2 separate regions of the Mus musculus genome follow, and region 1 is linked to region 2. Evidence: chromatin loops called from intact Hi-C (ENCODE). Cell type or tissue: gastrocnemius. All regions are shown on one strand. Links, peaks and the distances in the headings refer to the core of each region. The heading gives the core; the rest is flanking DNA.

Evidence for each region. Hi-C counts contacts between places; a loop is a spot of excess contacts. Peaks named below come from ENCODE experiments on the same cell type or tissue, not always from the same donor. Only the 100,000 strongest peaks of a DNase experiment are listed, where the experiment ranks them.
Region 1: it touches region 2 in a loop (31-fold over the local background); 24 of 42 quality-filtered maps call a loop at or near these places.

The regions. Positions count from the first base shown.
Region 1 is chr9:77,382,110-77,392,159 of GRCm38, reverse strand. 5730403I07Rik (RIKEN cDNA 5730403I07 gene) reads left to right here. Exons shown (of 4, transcript NR_040378.1): 2 at 3,130-3,208; 3 at 7,945-8,037. Among named protein-coding and RNA genes, the nearest start is that of 5730403I07Rik, 12 kb to the left of the region's middle. In gastrocnemius, for the core only: a CTCF peak has its summit at 5,213 (motif pointing right); a DNase peak (open chromatin) is centred at 6,384.
Region 2 is chr9:76,385,990-76,396,039 of GRCm38, reverse strand. No RefSeq gene overlaps it. Among named protein-coding and RNA genes, the nearest start is that of Hcrtr2, 67 kb to the right of the region's middle. In gastrocnemius, for the core only: a CTCF peak has its summit at 5,050 (motif pointing left); a DNase peak (open chromatin) is centred at 5,020.

The DNA.
Region 1 (10,050 bases), core at 833-8,832, 1.0 Mb before region 2:
ATTGTATAGATCATCTAAATATTAGTGCTACTTTCTTTTAGTAGAATGTAGTATAAATATTTGTAAAAACTTTCTTTAACATTTACATGTATAGTCTTGGAAAGTTAAAGTAAAATTTCATCCCTGTAGTCAGTCAGATTTCTTATATATTTCTATCATACCTTCTTTCATGAAAAAACAAGGACAAAACCAAAACCTTTAGGGATGGTGGTGATTTGAATCAAAGGTAGCCCATAGTCTTGGGCATTTGATTAGTCAATCTCCAGTTAGTGGTGCTGTTTGGGAGGTGTCTTAATTAGAGTTTTATAGCTGTGAAGAGTCACCATGACCACGACAACTCTTATAAAGGACAACACTTAGTTGGTACTGGCTTACAGTTTCAGAGGTTTAGTCCACAATTGTTATGGCAGGAAACATGGTGACCTGCGGGCAGACATGGTGCTGGAGGGATAGCTGAGAGCTCTTTGTCTTGTTCTGCAGGCAGCAGAAGGAGACTGTGTCCTATACTGGGCATAGCTTGACCATACAAGACCTTAAAGCCTGCCCTCACAGACACACTTCCTCCACCAGGGCCAGATCTCCTAGTAGTACCACTTCCCTATGGGCCAAGCATTCAAACACGTGAGTCCATGGAGGCCGTCCCTATTCAAGCCACCATAGGAGGTTGAGGACGTGTGGCCCTGTTTGAGGACGTATGTCACTGGTGGCAGGTGTTGAGGTTTCAAATCCTTGTGTCATTCTCGGTGCAGTTTCTCTGTCTGCTTCCCCTTGGTGGTTTTGGATATGAGTCCCCAGATCGCTGCTCCATTCACTGTGCCCTCCTCCCGTCACGCTTCCTTGCTGTGATGATGATAGACTTTTAGCTTCTGGGACAGTAAGCCCAAATCAAACAGCCACGGAAGAGACGTCACTATTATCGACAACAAAAGTTACCCATAACAATACAGCGGGTATGGCTGGAACCACATAGAATCTTCTTGGAAGAGATTCCTGTATGATGATACACCCAGCTGGTACAAAGCTCTCTCTGGACTTCTAGCTCTAGATCTGTTTATACATTTTCTTTATCGATGTAGACCAAAACACAACACCAGATGCCCCCCTCTGTCCCATGAGCACTTCTCCATGCCTCCCGCTTATGTGAGGCATCAGACTCCCCTGAGAAAGCCTTGCTCACGACACATGTCTATTTCATTGTGTCTTATGTGCCTTATGTGTTCATTTCCTTTGCTTCCACAACCTTAGGATCCCTAACCTATTTTTTCAAGCTTAAATTTCTTCTCGGCAGCAATTTCCTATCTCCATCTGTTCTTTCGAGGTTCGATTTTTGGATGTTGTTTTGTTTCCTTCAAGTCTTTTTTTCCAGAGTAGAATTTTGGTCTCTCCAGGTCTCCTGACAGCTGTTTTGATTTATGTCTCTGGATTCATCACTGCTCTTGGAAATGTTACTGTCTCCTATCTTTGTCTCTCATCTCAAATCAGCTCCTAAGGTCCCTTGGTAGTTCCTTTGTGAGCACCTCTGGATGCTGTCCTTCTTGCTATCCCTTTGTGCCTGGCCTTTCCCCCGCACCCCCCAAGTCTCTTTCCTCAAGCCACAGCTCCAAGTGCTGCAGAATCAGCCCTGTGAACATGTCATTCACAACCTGCCATCTCCTCCCAGCTGCCCTCAAAGGCCTACCCTTGCCTGAAGTTTAAAACCTGGCCATCTAGTGCTTAGCTCTCCACACTCCAGCTGCGGCTCAGGTCTGTAATGGCTGACCACCCTTGAAGTATCATTTCTTATTTTAAAAGGACAGACAGTGCCTCTCCTCGTGTTCTGAATGCTCCTGGCTTATTCCTCCCCCTTATGGTTGACTGAGGTTCTCCTCATTCCTTCCAGTCTTACTTCAGATGAGAAAACTGTATATCCAGGAACCCTTTCTAGTCTATGTGTGGTGAGGTAAGTGTGTGTGCACCTGTGTGTGTGTAGGTCAGAGGTCAATATAAGGTTCACTTCACTTTTTGAGGGTCTTTCCCCAAGCCTGGAACTCATCAGTCAGGTAGGCTGACTGGCAGATGAACTTCAGGAATCTGCCTTTCTCCTATTCCCTCTGTCTTCCCCTTACCACAAGCAGCAGCAGCAGCTTCCATGCCTGGCTTCTGGGTGCGCTGGGGATCTGAGGTCAGGCCCTCAGCCTTGTACAGCAGACCCTTTACTGACAGAACTGTTTCCACAACCCCAAGGATCTCTTTCAGTCAGCTAACCCTTACCTTTTCTTTCGTTCATTTGAGGCTGAAACAACTCCCATCCCATATGCTTGGTTCTTACCTGTAGGAAAATAGTGCCGACCAAGGTTGTCCTTAGTGACCATCACATAGATGACATGAGCGCAGTCTTGGCTCCATGTAGTGAGGAAACCACGCCACAGCCAGGTGTGTGAAGTCACAGGATGGCTTCCCGGCACAGGCTAACTGTTTAGGGTCCTCTGAACTCAGCTCTGTTTTAGAGCTTCTGAATTCTTGGATTGCTCCTTTCCACGCAGTGGTTGTGATGTATATTCTGTGTGTTCCCTTCTCAAGTAAAGTGTCTGTGTGCCCCCTCGAGGCCACAGCCATATAGTATGCCCATTCCCCAGCAGGACTAGAAGAAGTCTGTGTGCTCGAGTCGGCTCTGGATGCTGTGCAGGTTGAGCGGATTGGGGGTACTGCCTAGTTTTGAGATGATATAGTTAATTTCCATCAGTTATAAAAGCAGTCTCAAGTTCTGGGCTCTTGAGAGAAAATACTCAGAGAAGCCTTTTTAAAAATTTTTGTTTTATTATTATTATTATTATTATTATTATTATTATTATTATTATTATTTTTTAACCCCTGACTTTTACCACAAGGTCCGGTGGCATATACTCATTCTCCAAGTTATGCGGTGTGGACATCTAAAAAGTAACGCCGATGCAATGATCCCACGTAGTCCTTGCTGATTCTTGTCACAGGAAGAAATCAAACACCAGCGAAGTCCATGAGTCAGCAAATATGCAGTGACCCAGCCTGGGTCCAGTGTCTCCTCAGCTGGGTGGTTTTCTGTTCTTCCCTTTGACGTTGTATGTGAAATGTGGGTGGAAAGTTCTGACAAGATGTTTTTGTCTTTTTAAGGGTCCCTCGCTGAAACATCAAGTTGCTCAAAGGAAAGTAAGAAATGCCTGGCTTACCTGGAAGAGGCATGCCACCAGAGGTATGACTGAGGGCGAGGTCTAGTGTTTAAACACTGATTAGCGTCTCAGCATTACCCGAGGCTGGGTCATGAGCTGCGGCTTTGATTTACCATTCTCTCTGGAATGAGACCTTTCCAGGAGCTTGTAAGATCGCCTAAATTATGTGTAAATGAGGTAAAACTGTCTGTCTTAAAAGCCACTCTCTTTTTAAAAAGTAGGCATGAGTCTCAAGCTGTACAGTATCAGAGCGTTTAATCGCCTTTTCTAGAATGTTCTGAGTACTTTAAAAGTGAAGAGCAATACTAACTTGAATACGATCTGACTCCCGAAGGTTCTTGGATGAGCACACATACACAGTTTTAAAGAAAACAAATTAGACATTCTGCGCAAGTCATACATGAAGCCTACTATCCCGTTAGGTAAGAAATGGTGAGGGGATGGAGAGAAAACAGGCTCAGATGCCATTTGCCTAGCTGTGAAGGTCCGCTTGGGTGGGAGCCCATGTCCTTCAGCTACATCTTTCTATTTGAGATGTCTCAGCAGCTTCAGTGATATTCTCTTGTTCACGGATGGAAGGGCCGAGGCTGTACCTTTACCTGGCACTGCTCATGTGGTGCCCAGGCTGCATGCGTGTTGGTCCTTACCATCATGCCTAGATGTGTTTGTGTATAGCCAGCGCCACACATTTGCTGCTGATGTCATTCAATGCTCTGAGTTCTGAAGAGGTTTTTTTCTTCCTTTGTGTCCGTCCATACACCAGCTACTGAAAGTAGATCAAAGCCAAACAAAAAGTTAACCACAAATACCAGACAGTAGTGTACTAAAAACTGTGTCATCTGGGAAATGTTTCTCAATATCCAGAGGCAGAGCAGTATGGCCAGGAGGAACTTATTCCGAGAGCCAGAGCATCTATCTAATTTAGAGTCTGCCTGTGACTTAAGTTTTTATTGTTGTCAGGTTCTGTAAAAAGGGCAAACAACACCTGACCTAACTCTGCCTAGGGATGTTAGAAAGCCCACAGGAGCCCATGGAAGAGAGCAACTAAGGGACAGGTTGAGCACCCAAAGCCAGCGGCTAAGCTTCCGGCTACCACAGCCTACAGAGTCTTCACACTTTCTCTTCTGAGAGAAACTGGTTTTTGCTTATTTACAGAGGGTGCATCCATAACCCACAGATGACAGGTCTTCCCAGAGAAAATCTAACAGCACTGGCAATTTTGAAGAGATTTTAAAGCATGTATTTAACCTTCATTAGTGTGAAGAGATGCCAGACCTACCTCCAGAGCGGCTCTGTGCAGTACAGGAGCCTCTGGCCACATGTAGTTACTGTGCACTGGGAATGGGGCACCAATTGTGGTATGCTAGACAGATAGCACACATCTTGGATTTTGAAAGCAATGTAAAAGTCCAAGGATTGAGTTGTTAATACTTTGATTTAACTGCGTTGGGATGATGGTATTTTAGACACACTGACTGGATTACACATAGAAAGATAGTTTACTTGGTTATTTTTACTTTTGGAATGGCTACCAGAGAATTTAAAGGTCCACATGGGACATGCATGTATGGCTCATGTTATCTTTCTGTTGGAGAGCTATTAGTTAGGATTTAGATAGACGCGGGGAAGTCACACAGGGAGAGCACTGCATGCTGGGGCCAGTGCTTTAGGGGCGGTGCCTGTGAACCGGGCTGCTGGCAAGTAGGTGGCCCTACCAGGGATCAAAGAATTGGGACAGGGGATAGGTCTTAGAGAAAGAATACAAGCTGGAAGGAAAGGTTGGTCAGGAAGACGGAAGTTAGCCTAAGCACAGAAGGAAGATTAGGGATTTACAGAGGAACCTGCCTGCAATACAAAGAAAAGGGTGGGGGGGAAGAGGGCAGAGACACCCGGAAGGCACAGATAGTTTGTCTTGATAGAGGTCAAGTTTTGTGAAGCCCACCTAGAATGTTATCATATTACTTGAATAACAAGCCTATTTTACTTACAAAGAATGCTTTAATGTTAGGCATGTATTATCTCAAGGTCCCAACAGATGGCACTGTGTTCCAGGATTGAGAAAAAGGCAAATTGTTGGTTTAGTGATGCTTAAAATTTCAAAATATAACTGCTGTCCTCTCTCTCTCTCTCTCTCTCTCTCTCTCTTTCTCTCTCTCTCTCCCTCCCTTCCCTCCCTTCTTCCCTCCCTCCCTCCCTCCCTCCCTCCCTCCCCCTCCCTCTTACACACACACACACACACACACACACACACACACACACACACACACACACAGAGTTTAGACTGGTTCTTGGACTTCAGAGGGCGGGTTCTTAGGTAAAGACTTCATAATTATCATCTAGAGAAGGACAACTCATGGTAATTATATTCGTACAATATGTTAAATCACTTGGTTAGCCATGTACAGTATAGTATGAATAAGGAAACTTGGCTAGGAACTAATAATTTCTGTAATGGCTGTGACCTTCTATAACCGGTTGGGCTTCAGTCTTGCTACCTTTGAGGTAGTCTCTGGGTTGGTACACTAACATTTCAGGCAGCTGGAGAGAACTAAGAGGATGTCATCTCAGCACAACTTAAATTATAGTGGAAAGTACAATTTAAAGTTTTCTTCTGAAGACGGCACCAAGTTCCACCCTTAGTCTAGAAGCTACTGGAAAGGGGAAAAAAATCAGGTTTCTTTTTCCAATGGAGTGACATTGGGTATATCAGTCACATGCTAGGGCAGGTTCCATGGTCAGGAGTAATTGGTCAACACAAATCAAACCCCATGTTTTGTTTAACTTTTTAAAGGGGGAACGATATGATAAAAAATACATTGCATGAAATTCTTAAAGAAAAAAATAAAAACATAAAAAATAAACAAAGTTCTCCTCTTTCTCATCACGGGGCTGGCGTTTAGCTCTGTAGTGGGCATTGGGCCCCGTCTTGCACTTGTGTCCCATCTTTTCCAGCCCAAGACTCTTAGGTATTCTGTTTTGATAGAGAAAGGCAGCAAGAAGCCTGCGCCTTCCCTAACTAGTGCTGGGTGTATACTCTTCAAGGGCTCCTGCTGATTTTCAGAGCCCTAACTGGTTATAGAAGTTTCGCATGTGGCGGCCAGAAACAGGCAGACTGAGTGACTCTGGAAGCCTTCCAAGGCCTCCCTCATACCCCAGCGCTCCATCAGGAATCTGGCTCCTCCCCTTGCTCTACGAAGACCTCTGAGGTTCCGGTCCTTAGAGGCTTGCTGGTTCTTTTGGCCCAGGTCTGCCATCTTGGGTCATAAACGAGCTCGAAGCCGGGGCCATGCTTCCCTCCTTGCTGTGCATGTGACTCAAGGAAACCCAGCATCCCTCCGGAGCCACGGGCACAGGCTTCGTGCTCATAGCCGCTTCTCTTCAGTTGAGTTTGCGCCTCTCCTGGGAGACAAGCAGCTGTAGAGCTGCGAGAGAAATGCCCTCCCCTTAGCTTCCACCAGAACGAACGGAGGAGAGGTGGGAAGATACTAGCCTCGCTCTGTGGCTCTGGTTTACGTCCAGTCACAGCCTCCTTCGTAAAGAGCATCCTCTAAATACCTAAGCACTGCAGTCTTTATACAGCAGATACTTTGTAACAGGCAAGGGCAAAGACAAGACAAGCACAGGTTACTGTTTGATCGCTACTGGGCAAGATATGGTTGGAATGAGATACTTTGATCCCAGGCTCTGTTTTCTATGTATGGTGTGTGTGAGAGAGAGAGAGAGAGAGAGAGAGAGAGGGAGGGAGGGAGGGAGGGAGGGAGGGAGGGAGGGAGGGAGGGAGAGAGGGAGAGAGAGAGAGAGAGAGAGAGAGAGAGAGAGAGAGAGAGAGAGAGAGAGAGAGGAGAAATGCTGGGTTCTTACTGCAGGCAACAGATCCAGGTGGTGGTGGTGGGGAAGTTTTAGTAAATCCAATACCTGCTTGGCACCCATAGCTCTTTTGGAGTCTATAGCTTCCTTGAGAACATGAAGCATCGTTATTCTTGCTTAGTTTTGTTCCTATGGTATACTCACAGAAGTGAAGTTAGGCCCGCAGACTCTCTAAAAGGCACTCTTCCTGGGGGTTCTTTCAAAGACTGCTTGCAGCTAGCTACATTTCAAAGTCCAAAACCTGTGACCACGTGTCACGAGGTACCCTTAAACCCAAGAGGCGGCTCTGCTGCTTTGGCTCTTGTCTTTCCTCAGCGCCCACTTTTCTTGGGTAGATTGCTTGATTTGTTAATTTTATACGAGAGACGCTTTGAATGTCTATGAAAGCTCAGGGCAGACCTTAGGAAGTCAGGAAAGCAGGTATCTCAGCAAGGCTGTCGAAGTGCTCCTTGTCTCAACCCAAACCAGGATAAAGAACAACAGGTCAGGTAAAGAAGATGACGAAGGGTAATGATCCCCTGTCCAAGTCCCCTCCATGAATCACCGTGTTAGCCAAGACAGTGATGGGCTGCTCCCACCAGTCTCGGTGGAGAACGATTCCCGTTCCCTCTGGCTCTTTGCAGGAGCTAGAGGAGGAACAACGTTTACAGGCATGGGAGGTAGGGCATCACAGAGCAAGCCAATCCCCCTGGATTCCACCCTTCTGTGCTTCTTCACGGAGTCAGGAGGAAGCCAACACCTCCAGAGTTTTAAGGGTTGGAATTTTGTGACAGGCAGTGGAATTAAGATCATACAGATGGTTTTATTTTATTTTATTTTATTTTATTTACCAGCTCAACCCTGAGAGTGATGAAACAAGTGTGGTCCTGATGAATTTGTCCTTCTCTTGCAGGAAAGCGATCCCTCAAAGACAAGCTCATCTGACTGTGCCCATGACTCAACTTCAAAGGCTGCCTCCCTCCAGTCAGTGAAGCCTGCAATCACAGTGAGTTAGCCCCACGTCAGACGTGGATAGCTCTTGGTTGGACTGCTGCTGTATTTCAGCAATACTTTCGCACCATTTCTGTCTGTAACCCTTTACACAGGTCAGAGTAAGTAAATGGAAAGAGATATACTTCTATTTTGTTTTGTTTTACTTTTGACACAGGGTCTTGCTATAAGTTAGCCCAGGCTGGCCTGCAACTCAAGATCCTCTTGCTACAGCCTCCCAAGGGCTGGGGTCTCATGTGTGTTTTTGGTAAAGTCTGTATTACCTTGATAACAATAAAGCTACTTCCTTCTCTTGCTACAACCGAGCCACTGGGAAGATCAGATTGTTTAATTTTTCCAAACCACCACATTAGGGTCCAGCCCAGTGATTTCCCTTGCGCTGAAGCGAAATTCATTTGTAGGTTAGTCGTAAGTGACTACAGTGCACAGCAGGATTTCTGCTGAGATCTGTAAAGCCTGGTATGGGACATCTGCCTTTTCATAGCTCTGTGTTGGTGACATGTGAGCCGTGTGATGTTTACCATGTCACTGGACCAGAGTCGGTGAGTTCTACTGTCCTGTGATTGATTCATAGCAATGAATTATCACTATTTTACTGGCTTTACTTAGGATAAAAATGCATCAATCCTACTATTAGTGGCATTTGTAAACTTGGGGCCCACTGCCCTCAGAGTCAACCTACCTGCCAGGCAACACATGCCATCTTAAACCTTTGTTTTATTTAATTTTTTTTTACATTGCAGCATATTCCTTATTGTATTTCTATGCCCTGCAAATATTTTGGAGGTGTGGAAGAGATAAGATGCCTATATTAAGGAAAACCTTTATGAACTGTTTATATATTAAATAATTTAAATGTGTTATCTGTTACCATAACATTCACACAGAAATATACGAAATCATAGTTTTTAAACAGGATGAAGCAAGCAAACAAACAAACATGAAACAAAACAGAATGCATTTATGTGGGAGTCCCTGTAGACACTGTGGCTGGTGACAGGGATACAGCAGCAAAGGGGTGAGAACAAAAACTGGGTTCAGCTGGACCCCGTCTGCCTGGCTGGATCAATGCCAGGCAATTTACTTTAAGCCTATATAAACAGTATGATTTGGGGGCGGGGGGAAAGTTTCCAGGCAACAATCACTCCAATTCCAGGTGCACTGTAAAGCTTAAGTTGTGACTTCACAGAAACTCTTTTGTAAAGTGTATGTGACTGTGATGGTGGATTCTATAGTTTAAAGGCCTAGGATCTGGCCTGGTCTCTGACCAAGACAGCATGCAGATTAGCAGGCTATAAAACACGAGTGGCTTCTCCCCAAGGATGGGCTCTATTAAGTGGGAGGTAAAGATAAAGGTCTAGGGAGGGGGAGTCTGGGATAGGCATTCTGGCAGATTTACAGGGGGTCTGGCTCCACAGATAGCAAAGGTCACCAGGTCATTAAGAGCATCCCCTCTCAGCTCTCTGGGTAGAAAGCAGGAATTTTATTTCTTCCATGGAGGTGACAACCCTGAATGTTTAGCATTCCTGGTTCCCTGGTGCTTATCTGTGCACACAGGACCTTGTGCCTTCTACGAGTCTAGCATAAAATCCTTTCTTCATGCGAATCTCGAGGTATAGAGGGACATAGTCAGAACTGAGCCACCTTATGGTGCTGTGGAAATGAAAGCAAAGCCAACATCATACTGGGATGAGCTTTCAGAGTTACTTAACAAGGTTATACACACACACAGACAGACAGACACACAGACAGACAGACAGACACACACACACAGACACACAGACACAGACACAGACACACACACACACACACACCCATACAGTGAAGGGTTGTCTGGGGACACACTGAAAGCTTTGGCAGCTATATGTAGAAGCAATTTTATTTGATCACTTTCTGGCAGCTCCTGTATGGAAGCCCACTTTTTTCCCCCTTTTTTTCTTTTTCCTTTTTTTTCTTTTCCTTTCTTTCTTTCTTTCTTTCTTTCTTTCTTTCTTTCTTTCTTTCTTTC
Region 2 (10,050 bases), core at 1,269-9,268:
CTGGGTTATTTGTATTATTGGTGTCTAACTTTTTGAGTTCTTTATATATTTTGAATATTATCTCTCTGTCAGATGCAGGGTTGATGAAGATGTTTTCTCAATCTGTAGCCTACCATTTTGTCCAATGAACAGTGCCTTTTGCCTTACAGAAATTTTTCAGATTCATAAGCTCCCATTTATTAATTGTTGATCTTAGTGCCTGAGCCATTGGTGTTGTGTTTAGAAATTTGTCTCCTATATCAGTGAGTTCAAGGCTACTACTTTTTTTCCTGTTATATTTAGTTTATCTGATTTTATGTTGAGATCTTTGATCCACTTGGACTTGACTTTTGTACTGGGTGATACATATAGATCTATTTGCATTCTTCTACATGCAGACATCCAATTAGAACAGCTCCATTAGTTGAAGATGCTTGTCTCTATTCCATTGTATGGCTTAGGGTTCTTTGTCAAAAATCAAGTGTTCATAGGTGTGTGGGTTTATTTCTAGGTCTTTGGTCTGTTTCTTTTAATCAACCTGTCTGTTTCTATGCCAATACCATGCAGTTTTTATTATTATTTCTTTGCACTACAGCTTGAAGTCAGGGATGGTGATACTTCCAGAAGTTCTTTTATTGCATGTAGTTGTTTTAGCTGCCCTGGGTTTTTGTTTGTTTGTTTGTTTTTGTTTTTGTATATGAAGTTGAGAATTGTTCTTTCAAGGTCTATAAAGAATTATGTTGGGACTTTTATGGGAATTACATTGAATATATAGGTTGCTTTTGACAAAATGGCCATTTTCACTATGTTAATCCTACTGATCTATGAGCATGGAATATCTTTCCATCTTCTGATATCTTCTTCAATTTCTTTCTGCAGAGACTTGAAGTTCTTGTCATATAGATCTTTCATTTGGTTGGTTAGAGTTATACCAAGATAGTTTATAATACTTGTGGTCATTGTAAAGAATGTTGTCTCCTTAAATTCTTTCTCAGCCCATTTATTGTTTGCATAAGGGAGGCCTACTGATTGCTTGGAGTAAATTTTGTATCCAACCACTTTGCTAAATGTACTTATCAGCTGTGTGAGTTCTCTGGTAGAATTTTTGGAAAACTACTCTGGTATTAAAAACAAGAACATCATGAATTTTACAAGCAAATGGATTGAACGAGAAAATACCATCCTGAGTGAGGTAACCCAGACTCAAAAGGACATGCATGATATGTACTGCTTATAAGTAGACATTAGCCATAAAAAATGGAATAAGCATGTGTCTTAGTCAGAGTTTCTATTCCTGCACAAAACGTCTTGGCCAAGAAGCAAGTTGGGGAGGAAAGGGTTTATTCAGAATACACTTCCATATTGCTGTTCATCACCAAGCAAAGTCAGGACAGGAACTCAAACAGGGTAGGAACTTGGAGGCAGGAGTGGATGCAGAAGCCAATGAGGAATGTTGTTTACTGGCTTTCTTCCCATGCCTTGCTCAACTTGCTTATTTGTAGAATCGAGCACCACTCACTAGTCCAGGGATGGCACCACCCACAATGGGCCCTCCCACCCTTGATCACTAATTGAGAAAATGCCTTACAGCTGGATCTCATGGAGGTATTTCCTCAACGGAGGCTGCTTTCTCTGCGATAACTCCAGCTTGTATCAAGTTGACATACAAACCCAGCCAGTACACCATGCTACAATCTACAGACTCAAAGAAGCCATATAGCAAGGAGGACCCTAGGGAGGATGCTTTCATCTTTCTCAGAATTGGAAACAAAATAGATGTCAGAGGTGAATGGAGGCAGGGAACTGGGTGGAAGTGGAGATTAGGAGTGGAATGGGGTGGGGGAAATCATGTGTAGGGTGGAGTGGTGCCTGGAATGGGGGCTCCTCTTTCTCAAAGGAGAGGGCAAAGGGAGAGTGAGAGCCATGGGGAAGGGGGGCTGGGAGGAGAAGGATCTTATATTGGGATATTGGATGAATAAATTAATTAATTAATAAAAAAGAAAATGAAAACAGTAGCTCAAGCTGTGTTTGTGCATGTGCTTATAGAGTTGAGTCTCCTCCTCAAGGTAGTTTAGTCACCTTACCCAGTGTTAAACAAACACAGCAAAGACACTTAAGACAAAAGCAACACCTAATATTCAAGACTTGGCAGCAGGCAGCAGTTGGTGGGGAGGGGGTAGAAATATTTTATGCTGAAAGGCACTCCTGCAAAAGGTGACGCTGAACATAAGTAAGAGAAAAAACTTTAACTAGCCCTTTGTGAAATTTAGAAATACTGCTGAGAATTGAACATTGTAAAAGGAAGGATCAGAACTCTCAGTTAAAAGTGATTTGTATGTATAAAAAAAAAAGGACATTGCTATAAATATCAGGTAGTTTATTTCATGCCATGCCAGAGGGAAGACAATAAATGTGGAACCACATTCTGCAAAGTTGAAAATGAATCTGCCGTGGATACCTCTCCCCAAACCTACAGGCATGGATGATAAAATATAAATGTGGTGCCTATAACATTTGAGAATTGTAATTGCCTTTAAAATTCAAACTGGCTAGTACTGATAATAGGAATATTTAACCATAGAGAAAGATGTTATAATTTTAGGACACTACAAGAGATATTTTTGGTTTCTGTCAGGGAGTTAAATTATTCAAGGGAGTTGAAACAGCTATAAAGAATTAAGAGACAGGAATGATTGGAAAACAATCAAAAGTCACCTAAAAGAGGAAGGATGACAGGGTGGAATTCAAAATACAGTCACCTGTTAACCCCAGAGGTCTTGTAACAAACTACTGGAAAGCAAGAGTCCTATGATGATGTATACAGGGAGAAAGGAGAGAGAAAGAAAAGGGGCTGTTAAGGCCCTAGCTGTGTATACACACTCTAAGGATCAGACTGGAGCCTCAGTTCCCAGCCCAGGAGCATTTGACAAAGGGACATTTAAACCAGTAACCACTCACTTCAGGAACTATGCTCCTCAACCTGGCCACTTCCCCCATGCCTCGATCTGCTCTACTGGACCCTAGTCCTGAGGCTTCTCCAGGTTTCGTTTCTGTCTCCATCCCTTGCTCACTGTGGCCGTTCAATATGTCCTCTTTAATCAGTCCCCGAGTTTCCAAGCAAAACATTCTAAAATTCATTTTTGGTCTGTGATATTTCAGTATCTTATACATCCTGAAATTCTGTATATTTCTACTTCAAGATAGTATTTTTAATTTTCTTGTTGAGAGTAGTCAAAATGGCTAGTGTAATATATTTGATAGATATACAAATAATCAGACGATTAGTGTTAATATACTCATGTACTTATTTTAAAATAATGGTAAAAATGTTTAAAGCTTACTCTCTTGGCATGTTGTCAGTGTACAATGCAATTATACTTAATTAAAATTCTCAATTCCCGCATTGGCTACCTATAGTTGTTTTTTTTTTTTTTTTTACAAAGCTAGAATTTTCCCTTCTATATTTCTTCCTATCTACTCCCCTGTGTCAACTATTCTAGCTTTTTTTCTATGTATTTGATTGTTGTTTTTGAATAATACATGTAAGATAGATCATTAAGTGTTTTTATTTTTCTGTCTCTCACTCTTCTTTCTCAGCGTATCATAATTTATTAATTTATTCACTAACTAATGCCTTGGTTGTTTTGATATTTTCTCTACTGTGAATAATACCTCAACTAACATAAGAATCCAAGTATCTTCATGAAGTGGTCATTTACTTTCTTTTGGCAATATATTCACAAATTATACCATAGAGGTACTGTAGTTCTGATTTTAATTTTTTAGAAATTAAATTTATTTTTTTCTGTAATCTTGCATCAATCTATGTTCCTATCAACAATGTTCAAGCCTTGCATTATCCCAGCCTTCACCAAGACTTGATTTTGATTTTTCTTTTTCTTTTCTTCTTTCTTTCTTTTTTGGATTAAATTCATCTTAACTGATGTGAGATGACATCTCATTGTGATTTTGATTCTCACTTTCATGAAGATTAGTGACAGTCATGAGCACCTGTTTATATGATTAGCAGCCAATTTCTAGGTCACCTTTAGGGAAAATGTCTTTTAACTGTTTGAAAATCATGTTATCTGATTAATGCTATAGAATTGTCTGAGGTTCTCATATACTTGAATATTAATCAATATTTGCACACACACACACACCATTTTTCTCTCAATCTCTATTGTGTTTTCAGTTTAATGTCATCTTATTATTCATTTTGTTGTCTATGCTTTTGAAGTCATGTTTTAGAAAACAGTCATCAAGGAGTTTCATGCTTTGTACTTTTATTGTTTTATTGTTTCTTTGTTGTTGTGTTTAAGTCAATGTTGAGAAGATTTCAAGGTGCCCTGTAAGACTAATGTTTAGTATGTTATCTATTCTTTCTGCATGGTGTCTCATTGCCTCTTTAAGGCAGCTGGTCATGAGTTATATGGCTCATTCTCTGGGCTTTCTGTTTTCTTCTGTTGGTCTATATTACTGCTTTTATGCCTGCATCACATGTTTTCATTACCTCTGTGGATTTTGAAATCAGTAAGGTAATGTCTTCATTTTTGTTCTTTAATCAAAACTAGTGTGTTGACTACTTGGGTGTTTCTTGTGAACTTCAAGTATCTTTCCTGCTTATGAGAAACAACTGGGTCTTGTGTTTTTAACAGGGACTGTTTTGAGTTTGTAAACCACTTGGCTAGTGTGGACATCTTAATATTTATTTACTCTTCTATCCATGAGAATGAGATACTTTTACAGAAATTTGTAACTTGAGCTTCATCAGGGTGTTTTTCCTTATTATTTTTCTCAGTTAAGTTTATCCTTAAGCATACCAAACAACAATGAACTACATGAAAGAGAAATTAAGATACTGCTTTTTTAAATGCCCCAAAAGCCACTCAATGCTCTATCTGACCTAGACTCATATACCCTTCAGACATTCTTCCCTTTTACCCAAAGTCCAGTCCCCTCTACAGCCCCAGCTTAGGTTTCACAGCCTGAGGACTTTTGTTCGAACCCAACTGACTATGTTGGTCATACACCTGAGTGCTCTTCCACCATCTGTTGCTACTGCCACCTAGTGGTAGCCCATTACCTTAATCCCTCTTTCTTTTGACATCTAGTTTCTTTACATCATGAAATAACAATGATAATGAAAAGATAATATAGATTATCAAATAACTATAAACAAATCATATGGAATTCTCAAATTTTATGGAACTAACATCAAATAATAAACAAAATAACCAACGCAATGGTTTATGCCTGTAATCCCAGCTTTAATGAAATTGAGTCAGGTGGCTGAACAGAAATCAAAGCAACCTGACTTCACATGGTGATTTCTAGGAGAGTTGGGAATACATATCGACACCTCCCCAAAAGAAAATCTAGGGTAACGTAAGTGGAAATGTATTTTACAATAGGCAGTGTTAATTGCTAACAAGAACAGAAGTAAGAGAAGCATTCAAGATCTCTAAAGTTTACAGTTTATGATGGGTAGGTAGAGTCATCTCTGTAAGAAGGTGGCTTAAGAATAAACTTCCTCAGTGATGAGACATCTGTGTGTCTATCTTGGGTGGTACTGTAGCCAAGAGAAAAGAAACAGAGGTCTGAAGGTGATAAGCATCTGGCATATTTGAAATCCAACAAGGAAGCAATACAGCACACCAGGAAGCAATACAGGACACACCAGGTAATTGTTAGAGAAGTTAGGGGTTCAGAGCACAAAGATGCCCATGGTCACTACACATTTTGGACTTCATTCAAAAAGGGAACTCTGGAAAAAAGAATAATACAATGTGCTTGGAACTATTCTTATGTCTTTATTTAGAACATAATGTGAATATATTCAGAATATATTCTGAAACCCAAGATCTACACGACTCACTCAATAGACATATAGGCATACTCATTAAATTAGTCTCTGTTGTAATTTAATTCAGTCAGTAAGTAAAAGCTATGAATTGTATACAACTTTCACTAGTTAAATTAGAGTCAATGGTAACTTAATTCAGCATCAAAATAAAAGCCATGGATTATATACAAACCTACAGATAGATGAATAAAGCAGAGTGCTCTCCAAGAAATGTTCCTTGACAGCAGTTCTCAGATTTATTCCCTTGAAAATGGCTCAGAATTTCTTACTTTCAGAGGTTTGAAGGCATCATAATTCCCTTCCTCTCCCTGTCTCTCTCCATAATATTATATTATAATCTACTATGTTATATGATACATATATAAGCTTACATTTGTTAATATGTTTAATAATGTAATTAGATCAAGATATTTAAACCAGGTTTGGTGGATCATGTCTGTAACCATAGCACTTGGTAGCCTAACATTAGCACCCTTGGCTAGAGGCAGACCCTAACTCAAAGAAACAGAACAATAAAAGATATTTTTAAATAGTTGTGTCTTTCCTTTTTTAAATGTCAATCATAAATCCATCACTTTACTTGAACACAAGAAGCATGTTTTATGGCCATATTTAGCTAAATTTTCCAAATAAAAATGAGTGATTGGGTTGGGCAGTGTGACACTCTCCTTTAATCCCAACACTTGGGAGGCAGAGGCAGGCAGATTTCTGAGTTCAAGGCCAGCCTGGTCTACAGAGTGAGTTCCAGGACAGCCAGGGCTACACTGAGAAACCCTGTTTTGAAAAAAAACCAAAAAAATAGAAACAAACAAAAATGAGTGATTGGAAAGCATGACTTTCAAACTTGATAATTCTCTCTAATATCTAGATGAGTGGAAGATAGAAAGATTTTAAAATAGCTGTAGCTTTTCATCTATTGAAAATGTTCCCACCATGGAAATGTGGAAATCTGTGCTGTATGAACATGAGAAAGCATACAAGAGTAAAAACACTGGCAATCATACAATTTTTTGGCATGTGCACCTCCTGAACATAGTTCTCCATTTTCTGTCATGAGAATCACTGTTCAGAGCAAAAATATTATGTAAATAAGGATCCATTTCGGTCTATTATCTTTCCTTATGTGTGAGAGGTAAGAGGTGAGTTAGCTTACTCAGAATGAAACAGAATGACTAATTATAAAGTTATACTTGAAACAATTCTGTGACCATGTGAGACTTGTAAATTCAATTATCTTTCATGGCTTAGTTCCCCTCACTCTTTATCTTGAAGAACAAAGTTCCCAGCATCAGATAGAGAAGGAAGGTAGGAATATTGAAGAGGTTTACAAAAGATTTGGATAAAGCCCATTCCATGCAGAAAATAATTTACAGATGATAAATTTTCTTGATTTTATCCAGAATTTAGAGGCAGACTTTTATCAGGAAGGTCTTACTTCATACAACCCAGTGGGCAGAGTGGTGGTCATCAAACCAATTGAAATACTAAACTTGAAGTTATTCAATTTCAGTTAATATGTTAGTATAGAAGCTATTGCAACAGATATGACCCAGTGCTGGGATCATAAAGACATCAATATAATCTTATCCAAATTAAAACCAGTAAATGCAGTAAATACTAATGTAGATCACAAGCAGCAAAGATTAATATTTTCTAAATGGATGTAGTATCAAATTGGCCCCTAAATTTGTATCCCCTCTAACTATACATCAGTGCAGCTCTCTCAGACTTCACCAGGGGATTCTGTGTGCAGTGGATAGTGGTTAACTCAGAAATTCACAGCCAGTCAAAGTGCAGAGGCAATGGAGTGCCCACCCCCAATTGGGGCATCTTTATCACACCCTGTCATAATTTTTCTATTGCTTTGCTAAACACCTTGCCTACTATTCTCTTTAAGGTAGCTCTGTAGTATAACATAATCTTTGATGATAATACCACTGGCAGTTTTCTTCTTATTCCTATTGTTTGTGATTGTTTTGGTGACTCTTGGACTTTTCTTCTAGCTAAGTATTCAAGTACTATGCTGAACAACAGAGGAAGAAGTAGAAACCCTTGTCTTGTTTCTGGTTTTGGTGGAGATGTTTGCTGTTTTTTCCATTTGGGATTATGTTGGCTGAAGGATTCCTTTATTATGTTGAGATACGTCACCTGGATCTCTTTCTTTCCAGGACTTTAATCATGAATGGATGTTGGATTTTGTCAAAGGCCTTTTCTGCATTTAATGAGGTTATTATGTGCTTTTGTCTATTAGTATGTCTATGTGGCAGATGATATTTATTCATTTATGTACTTTCGACATCTTTGTATCTCTGGGATGAAGCTGAATTTACTATGATAGTCTTTTATTGAGAATTTTATTATATCTTTTATTGTTATATTATTAATATATTCAAATTATTGAGCAAACCTTTATTGAGAATTTTTATATCTATATTCATCAAACATTGGCTGATAATTTTCTCTTCTTTCCTTCCTTCTTCTTTTCTCCCTCCCTCCCTCCCTCCCTCCCTCCCTCCCTCCCTCCCTCCCTCCCTTCTTCCCTCCCTCCTTCCTTCCTTCCTTCTTTCCTTTCTTCCTTTCTGGTTGGATCTTTTTCTGATTTTGGTATCAGGAATAATACTGGTTTTGTAAGTGGAATTTGGAACTATTTCTTCCTTTCTTGTTTTGTGCAATACTTGGAAGCGTATTGTTAGTGTTGCTTTTCCTTTAAAGGTCTGGTAGAATTCTGCACTGAATGCATCTGTCCCTGGTCTCTTGGTTTTTGTTAGGAGATGTCTTATTATATATTTAATCTCAATCAGGGATTTCCACCCTGCCTGTGATCCTTCAGTTGTCAGATAAAAAACATACACTCTTTGTATTTTTAATGAGCCTTTAATGAACTAGAGCTGGGCAGATATCCTCTGTATTATTATGTTTCCTTCCCTGCCAATAACTCTGAGATATGACTAGACATGTTCTTCCTGGGCCACTCTTACTTCAGTTAGCCAGCCCTCATGACCATGTTTTTTTCCCCACCATCTTCTTCTCTCCCTCATAGTCCTCCTCAGATCCCAAGCCCAGACACTGAAACCCACCTACCTCAGTTCTGCTCAGCTATAGGCTGTCAGCCTCTTTATTCAACCAACAATTTTAAACTTAGGAGCAAGGCCACATATCTTTACTTTCTGTATGTGCAGGTTCTCTCACTCCTGGGGGCAACCAGCCTGAAGGCCAGTATTTATCATTACAATACATAACAAGAGACCAAACCTCAGAAGGAAGTTTATCCATTACTACTTCTACCTAACTAGATGTTATGGTTTTATTTAAATTATTTACTTCATCTTGACTTAGCATTGTTAGATTGTATATATCTAGACATTCATCCATTTCTTTAAGATTTTTCAGTTTAGTAAAATACAAGACTTTTTAAAGTATGTTCTTATGACGCTCTGAACTTATTAAATGTATATTATAATGTCTCTCTTTTCATCTCTAATTTTATTAATCAAATTCTCTCTTTCTTTTGGTTAGTTTGGTTTCAGATTTGTCAATCTTAATCTTTTTCAAGTCTCAACTATTTATTACATTCATTTCTTATTTTTTGTTTGTTTCATTAATTTCAGCTCTGATTTTAATTACCTCTTCAATACTGCTCATTTTGAGTGTTTGCTATTGTTTCTATGAGGCCCTCAGGTTTATCATAAATTATTACTTTGAAATTTCTCAATATGTTTGACGTAGGCACGTAGTACAGACTTTCCGCATGTGATGGTTTCAAAGAAAAGTCCTGTAGCACTTGGTGTGTACTGTTTGCATTTTGTTTTGATTTTCCTCATTTTCAATTTTATCTCTTTACCATTTCTTAAGTCTACTTTTGGTTTAATACCAGCTTTTTTGTTGTTGTTTTGTTTATTTGTTTATTTTCATGACTCCCATGAATTTGTTTTTGCTCTTCTCTTGTATTTGATATCAATCCTAAATTCATGGTATTTGAATACAGTGATATATGTGATTTCAATGTCCCTGTATTTGCTGGGGCATGCTTTGTGTTCTGTTTTGTGGTCTGTTTGAGAGGAATCTCAGTGGGCTGCAGAGAAAAAGTGTGTAGGGTAGAATTCTATAGATGTCTATTAGATTCATTTGATTTATGGTGTTATTTAATTACAGAGTTTCTCTACTTGGTTTTTCTCAGATGATCTGTCTATTGGTGGAAGTGGCAT